2 separate regions of the Homo sapiens genome follow, and region 1 is linked to region 2. The links are chromatin contacts, found by Hi-C or POLR2A ChIA-PET in ENCODE. All regions are on one chromosome and are shown on one strand. The core of a region is the stretch at or near the end of the contact, and the rest is flanking DNA. Distances in the headings are between cores, read along the strand shown. Region 1 overlaps SLC6A6 (solute carrier family 6 member 6). Region 2 has its middle 25 kb from the start of LSM3.

The links. A loop is a pair of places that touch in the nucleus more often than their neighbours do. ChIA-PET counts read pairs that join two places held with the same protein, here RNA polymerase II (POLR2A). Pooled maps may share reads with other maps.
Region 1: a loop to region 2 is called in a map of K562, with 2.3 times the contacts of the local background. The contact joins two enhancer-like sites. A Hi-C loop is called at or near these places in 1 of 168 maps with a recorded cell type or tissue (K562) and 7 of 50 pooled maps. POLR2A ChIA-PET finds 5 or more read pairs at or near these places in 4 of 52 experiments (AG04450, GM10248, PC-9 and 1 more).

Annotation. Positions count from the first base shown.
Region 1 is chr3:14,437,790-14,441,346 of GRCh38, reverse strand. All of the region lies in intron 2 of SLC6A6 (solute carrier family 6 member 6), which reads right to left. Among named protein-coding and RNA genes, the nearest start is that of SLC6A6, 37 kb to the right of the region's middle. RefSeq lists an enhancer at 1,450-1,950. Within about 2 kb of position 1,669, at least 16 of the 41 ENCODE cell types and tissues checked have a DNase peak (open chromatin) inside an H3K27ac peak, as active enhancers do.
Region 2 is chr3:14,202,283-14,206,093 of GRCh38, reverse strand. No RefSeq gene overlaps it. Among named protein-coding and RNA genes, the nearest start is that of LSM3, 25 kb to the right of the region's middle. Within about 2 kb of position 1,318, at least 14 of the 41 ENCODE cell types and tissues checked have a DNase peak (open chromatin) inside an H3K27ac peak, as active enhancers do.

The DNA of each region.
Region 1 (3,557 bases), core at 420-2,919, 230 kb before region 2:
GATGGTTATCAGGGCAGCCCATTGTGGGCTGGCTCGGTGGGCGCATAATTGGAGGATGTGAGACTCAACTCCCTCCGAGTGAAGGTGTTTCTCAGGAAATGACCCTGGAGCCTCCTCACCCAGAAGCTCATGACCTCATTGGCAGCTGGGATGGGCCAAGTCCATCCCCGCTAGGAGCTGGGGTCTGCTTCACTGCGGCTACCCTGAGAGTCCCGGCTCTGCCCTCTGGGCACACAGACCCACTTGCCACACTAATATTCGAGAACCCTCTAGAAACATGGAGGAGGAGCAACTGGGGTTCCCCAAGTCCCTTTGCTCTAGGCTCTGATTTCCTACAAAATGAAGCCTCCACCCCCTTCCACACTCAGGACCCCATCGTCCCACCACCTGGGGCTGAGCCAGGATGGGGGTGGGGGTTTTCAACAGGGCAGAGTGGGGACCTGTCACGTGCCTGGCATGGTGGGGGTCTCCCAACTCCTCATTTCTAAGGTGCACCCACCTCTCCACCTGTGGGGGCTGCAGTCACAGGTCCACCTGCCTTGAAGAACACACAGCCAGCAGCCCTGCCCCTGAAGAAGCCCATTCCAGCAAGACCCGCCTGTACATTCCTGGCATCCACCCACAGCTCTCTATCGCCATGGCAACCACGAGCTACAGGCCCCTCAGCCCTTGCACTGGCATCTGTGGCAGCCTCCTCACAGGTCTCCCTGCTGCTACTCTGCCCGCCCCTGATCTATTCTCAATGCAGCAGCTGAAGGCAGATTAAAAAGCAGAATCAGGTCCTCATGCCCCCGCCCAACCCTTTGCTCACCCCTAGAAGAAAACACAGGCTCCTCACCATTGCCCACCAGGTCCCAGCACATGCCCCTGCCGACCCTCTGGCCCCATCTTCCCTCTCCCCTTCTCCTTGGGACACGGGCCACACAGAACTGCTTTAGTCCCTCCTACTGCTCAGGCTCAGTCCCCTCTGAACCTTCCCCACTGGCTGTTGGAGCCGCAGTATAAAAAGCCCCCTGGCTCCCTGCCAGCTGCCCCAGGCACCCTGGCCCCTACAGGGACCAGAATATAAGCCTCAACCCAGAAGCTGAAAGTCACTTCCCCAAACAGGTGACCTAAGGCAAGTCACTCAACCCCACTAGTCTTCAGTGTCCTCATCTGTAAAATGGGGTAACTGTACCTTCCCTGTGGGAGTGTTGTGAGGGTTAAATGAGGGGGGGTGCACAGGAGGTGCTTAGAACAAGATGTGGCACACACTCCATGCACAGCAACTACATTATGACTTGAGACTATCTCCTCTTACTACCGCTATCACTACTATCCAGTCCACCCCTGGCCTTGGGGTATATAAAGCCTTCATCCTCCCCAGGGTGAGATCAATAAGGCCCAGAGATGACAAGAGACGCCCTGAGGTCACTCCGCTGGGAGTAACAGTGACCGTGATGTATCCAAACCCTTAGGAGCTTAGCCTCCACTGTCCCTCTGCGGCTCAGTCTGACCTCAGAGGACACCCTCCAGGGAGTCCCCGGAGTATCTCTGTGCACCTCTGCAAACTTGCAATTAGGCCAGTCACCCCAGCTTCCTCACACACACACAAGTGGTCACCCCGCTGCGCAGTGAGTACTCAGGAGCGAGTCCTCCTCCACAGGCGTCCCTGCACCCGCCGACAAGGGCTGTTTTCCTTGGCACTGGGCCCAGGGTTATTTTGCAGCAGCCGAGATACATAATTCCCCATTTTAAGAGCTTCCTCTTTGGTTATTACAGCTACAAGTGATTAGAATTGACTGATACAGAGGCTATGGGATGAAGCCTCTCCCTGTGCCCAGCTAAACATTCTCCTTGTCTCTGTGTTCCAGAGGTGACAGCCAGAGCCAGCTGTGCCTGAAACCAACTGCAGATCACCTGGTCAGATTTGACACACACGCAGGCAGGTGCAGCCCCGTGCCAGCGATGCCATGGCTTGCCACAATATCCCTTTGCTGTCTCCCTGTTTAATATTAAGATTTGTGAGGACTTATTCTGGGGGCTGAGCTGTTTATGAACACAGTTTCCTATTCTCCAACACTCCTATTGTGGAAGAGACTTTGGTAGTTTATAGATAAAGGAAGCTGAGGCTCACGCAGGGAAGCGAGCAGCCTGGCTGAGGCTACACACACGGGTGGAAAGGAGAGAGAGGCTCAAGGCCAGAGTTCCCACCTGGCCACCTGGGCCTCCGGCACCGAGCAAAGCTTAGAAAGAGGTCTCTGCACTGCTTGCAAATGGGGACCCCTATATCTTGCTCTGCATCCCTCCCGGTGCCCTGAGCACCAGCCAGCTGGGCTTTGAGTTGAGTTGCAGATGCTGCCTCCCCCAGCATCTACCACCTCAGTCCAAGGCTCTGGGGAAAGTCAAGCCCTTGCCTCTATTTTTCCTGGGCAACCTTCCCAGAGGCTCGAGAGTTCTCTGCACCTGCCCTGCCGTCCTGCAGACCCTGCACTTCTCAATTTAACAACCAGTGTCCTACATGTCTCTTTCTGGTGGAGAACAATGATTTAAATCTCATATTGTCAATGGCATAACCACTCAGGAGCTTCTGCCATGCTTTTAGGAAGAGGCCAGGTCCTTGTCTGTTTCCTATTTTGCCTGCTTCTCCCATCCCAAACTGCCTAGCACATACCTGGCCTTTAAGAAGGATCTCTGGGCCAGGTTTCTCAGCAAACCTCTTGGTTAAGCAAACTGATCAGCGGGTTGGGCAAGCAGCTCCTAGAGTCCCAGAACAGGGGCAAGAAGAGACCTGGATGACATCCATTCTACAGGTGGGGAAAACTGAGGCCTAAACAACTCCCTGCCCACTAGGCTTGCTGTGGAATCAAGTGCCTGGCTGGACCCCTTGCCCCGCCCTTTCCACAGCAGGCATCTCTCTCCTTTCCTCACTTTTCTGCCCATTCCAGAGCCAGATTCTGGGCTGAGGCCATGACTAAGCTGTGTGACCCAGAGCAAGTAACAACCTCTCTGTGCCTCCGCTTCCTCACTGGTAAAAAATGAGGGTAAAAACAAGACCAGGGACTAAGCAGGATGCTGCCTAATGTTATTCAGCACACAGCCCAGCACATACCAATTGATCAATAAATAGTAGCTTTAAAAAAAAAAAACAGCCACATTGCAATTCTATTATACTTTGTGGCAACCATTCTACCCTGTGTTTGTTTTAAAAAAAGAAAAAGTGGGCCAGGCGTGGTGGCTCACGCCTGTAATTCCAGCACTTTGGGAGGCCGAGGTGGGCAGATCACTTGAGGTCAGGAGTTCAAGACCAGCCTGGCCAACATGGTAAAACCCCATCTCTACTAAAAATACAAAAAAAAAAAAAAAAAAAAAATTAGCCAGATGATGTGATGCACTCCTGTAATCCCAGCTACTCAAGAAGCTACGGCAGAAGAATCGCTGGAATCCGGGAGGCGGACACTGCAGTGAGCCAAGATCGCACCACTGCAGTCTAGCCTGGGCGACAGAGCAAGACTCCATCTCAAAAAAATAAAATAAATAAAATAAAATAAAATAATAAATAAATAAATAAATAAGAA
Region 2 (3,811 bases), core at 69-2,568:
ATTGCCAGGCGCGGTGGCTCACGCCTGTAATCCCAGCACTTTGGGAGGCTGAGGTGGGCGGATCACCTGAGGTCAGGAGTTCGAGACCAGCCTGGCCAACATGGAGAAACCCCATCTCTACTAAAAATACAAAAATTGCCAGGCGCGGTGGCTCACGCCTGTAATCCCAGCACTTTGGGAGGCTGAGGCGGGCGGATCACGAGGTCAGGAGTTTGAGACCAGCCTGGCCAGCATGGTGAAACCCCATCTCTACTAAAAATACAAAAAAAAAAAAAATTAGCTGGGCCTGGTGGCACTCACCTGTAGTCCCAGCTACTTGGGAGGCTGAGGCAGGAGAATTGTTTGAACCTGGCAGGCGGAGGTTGCAGTGAGCCAAGATTAGGCCACTGCACTCCAGCCTGGGCGAGAGAGTGAGACTCTGTCTCAAAAAAACAAACAAAAAAAAACCCCAAAAAAACCCCCAAAAAACAAAAATTAGCCGGGTGTGATGGCAGGTGCCTGTAATCTCAGCTACTTGGGAGGCTGAGACAGGAGAACGGCTTGAACCCAGGAGGCGGAGGTTGCAGCAGTGAGCCGAGATTGCGCCATTGCACTCCAGCCTGGGGATATGAGGGAGACTTCATCTCAAAATAATAATAATAATAATAATAATAATAATAATAATAATAAAGAATTTAAGCCAAGCCTTAAAAAAAGAAAGAATGTATAAAACTATGAGCTTGGGAAATGGAAAAAGTTGGGGACAACTATTCACTTTAACAAAATAATTCTTTCTGTGAGGCTTTGCGCCTGGTTTCATCTATGAAATAGTGTTCTTCTAGAGCACAAAAAGCACTCGACACAGTGTTGCAGAAACATGACAAGCCTAGAAGAGGCCGGCTAGAGGCCTTCTGCAATGCCAGGTCCAATGGTGTGATAATAGCTTGGAGATTTTGCTTATCTGCTTTATCTCCCAAAGGGCATTGCACAATATCAGTGTGCTTGGATTGGACAGGATTCCAGTGACACGGTTCATGTTCTATTTTGATTCTGGCAGTTGGTAACCTTTCTTCTAGGAAAGAGGAAATAAAACACCCCATTGGTGATATTCCGTTGTTCTGAGCATACGAGGGTGGTAAGGCTGCCGGGGGCAACTGACCAGAGGCAGGTGTGGTCCCTGGGTCATTTTTAGCCACACTCCCAGGCCCTGATATCTGGCAGGGAGGTCTGTAACCAGCTCTGTCAACCTGCCATGAGGATGACCTGCCCTTTCCCTTGGTTATTCAAGTCCCAGGTTTTTCCTGAGCGGAAGCTGACAGTGATGTCATTTTCTCGTGATATTGGCGGGGTGACCTTGTTCATGGAGCTGGTTTCATCCATTTCTCTTCTACCTTGAAGCTGAACTGAGAAAAACATTGCTGAGAACCACAGAGAGGGAGGGCAGAGGACGCTGCAAAGGGGAGGCTCCCCTGTTCCCTCATCTGATTCCCAAACCCTTATCATGACCAGCTGTTAGCCATCCCAGTTTCTAGCAGAACTCAGCCTGGAAAAGTCATACAGGAAAAACAATGCAAGGAGAGATCGATGAAAAAATTTTTAAAAAATGTTGTAGTAGACTCAGCAAGGCAGAAACTATGGATTCATGAAGAACAGCTTGGATCCTTGTTATAAAGACAGATAAATATTTACAGGTGGTCTTTTCAGAAAGGCATTCAGGAGGAGACAAGAAGCATCTTATTTAGAGCTGCTGGCCCAATTAAGGGAATCAAAGATGTCCTGAGCTCCGACTCCATGGCAGGACCTGAGCTCCATCCTTGATGGACATCTTTTCATCCTCAGCCCTTCTTCCTGAGGTGGGCACTGTCACTATCCCCATTTACAGAGGAGGAAACTAAGGGTCAGAGAGTTGGAGTCTGTTATTCAGCTGGGAAGCAGCAGTGCTAGGGTTCACATGCATGGCTTTTTCACTCCAAATCTGTAGGCTTTTCCTAGCACACACCAATGTCGGCTTTCAGATACTGCTACCAAGAACTCCAAACCTAGGCTCTTTTAATCAATAGCAGAGTGATTGAGTCCTTTTCCTGAAACTCACATTGTTCAAGCTCAAAGGACACTGTATAGATGAGGACTCCAAGGCTAAGAGCAGGAAAAGGGATCTGCTCAACAGGATGGCAGAATCTGGCCTCAGGCCGCAAAGAAAGCTCTGTCCACCCATTATTCAGCCACGTGCACAGAGCCAGCGCAGCAAAACCCATCTCACCTAGAGTGCGGCTTTGTTGGTGATCTCGGTTCAGCAGGATATGGGCACCACGGGAATGGTATTTTCCCTTACAACTTTCTCCCTGGGGCCTACATATTATGTAGCTATTGTAGGGTTGGAGTTCCACAAACTGGATTTCAGAGCTCGCTGGCCAGTATTAGCTCATGTTGATTGCAAAGCAAGGACTGAAGTGGAAAAGCAAAAGAGCACAGCACCACCTGGTGTTGGCAACTAAGACATGCAGGTTCAGGAGTAAAAACAACTCCCTGCATTTCCCTTCGTGTGAGGAATGGAAGCCCAGAATGGGCGAGGAGCTCGCCAAAAGTCACAGAGCACACGGTGATCGAGCTGAGTCTGACGGGTGTGATTTCCAACTCTGTGCTCCTCCCACGAGGCCTGGCCAAGGGAAGGAAAGCACAGTCTTCCCCTTCCTGAATACCAGCTTGAGCAGGGTCCCCATAGCACCCGCGAACTCAGAAGACCCTTTCCTTCGAAAAGGGAAAGGACGGTGAAATGCTGGCCTGTGATCGGAAGGAGGAGACCGTGTAGCTGCAGGAGCAGCACATTGCACGGGTCCAGAGGCTACAGCATGAGCGGCACCACTGGAGCTGGGGCACACAGTGGCCCTTATTTAGGCTTTAGAACTAGATTAGCCTGGACTCGCGGTGGCCTCAGGCAAGTCTATTTCACTGTCTTGGGCTCTTCATCCCCTTCTGTGAAACGAAGGTGCTGAATGACGCCTGGACTTCCGAGGTCTCAGACTTTTGGCTCACTCTTCCCATGCCGACTGGCCTCCCTGCCGACCCTCCACCAGGAAAAGCCTCATCTCAGAGCCTCTGCGCGGCCTCCAGTTTCTGGAAGAATGCTGTTTTGCCAAATCCCCTTGGGGCCTGTTCCCTCCTGCTATTCAGATGTCCGCTCAAATGTTCTCTGCTGAGACAGACCTCGTCTGAGCACTGTTCCCCCTCACCCCCCACAACACCATGTCACCTCCCATCTCCTCACCCATTTCAGGTCCTTCCCAGCTCTTAGCATCGTGCACATAGTTGGTCTTGCTCAGGCCTCTGTGGACAGATCCTGGCACATAGCGGACATCTGAAAATAACTTTCAATGGAACAAATCAAGTTATTTCAAATTCACCATTCTCCTGAAAACTATCTGGGGAGGAAAAGAGCAGGGACAGTTGGAATAAGCTGAAGGAGTGGCCTCCCAGTGCCCCTTCCACCTCTGTGCCTCTGACCCTGGTGTCAGTGATTTGGCAGTAACATCCCAGCACCACCCTAGCCTGCTTCTAGGGCCACTTCCCAGCCCTTACAACTGACCTTAGGACAGAAGCTGTTTGTCTAGCCGGTACGTGACACAGCAGGGACTCGCAGCCAGGTTTCTCTGACCCCGCTGCACTGCTAGACCCTGTATGTTCAGTTTTCCACCTCACTAAGGGTCACTCTGGGGCTCGTGTCAACACTCAGAGCCCAGATCCCTGCAGCATTGCAAGTGGATGGGATGAGCACCAAGAAAACATTCCTCTGGAGTAATCAATATCAGAAACTGCAATGGGGCATGCTGCCTCC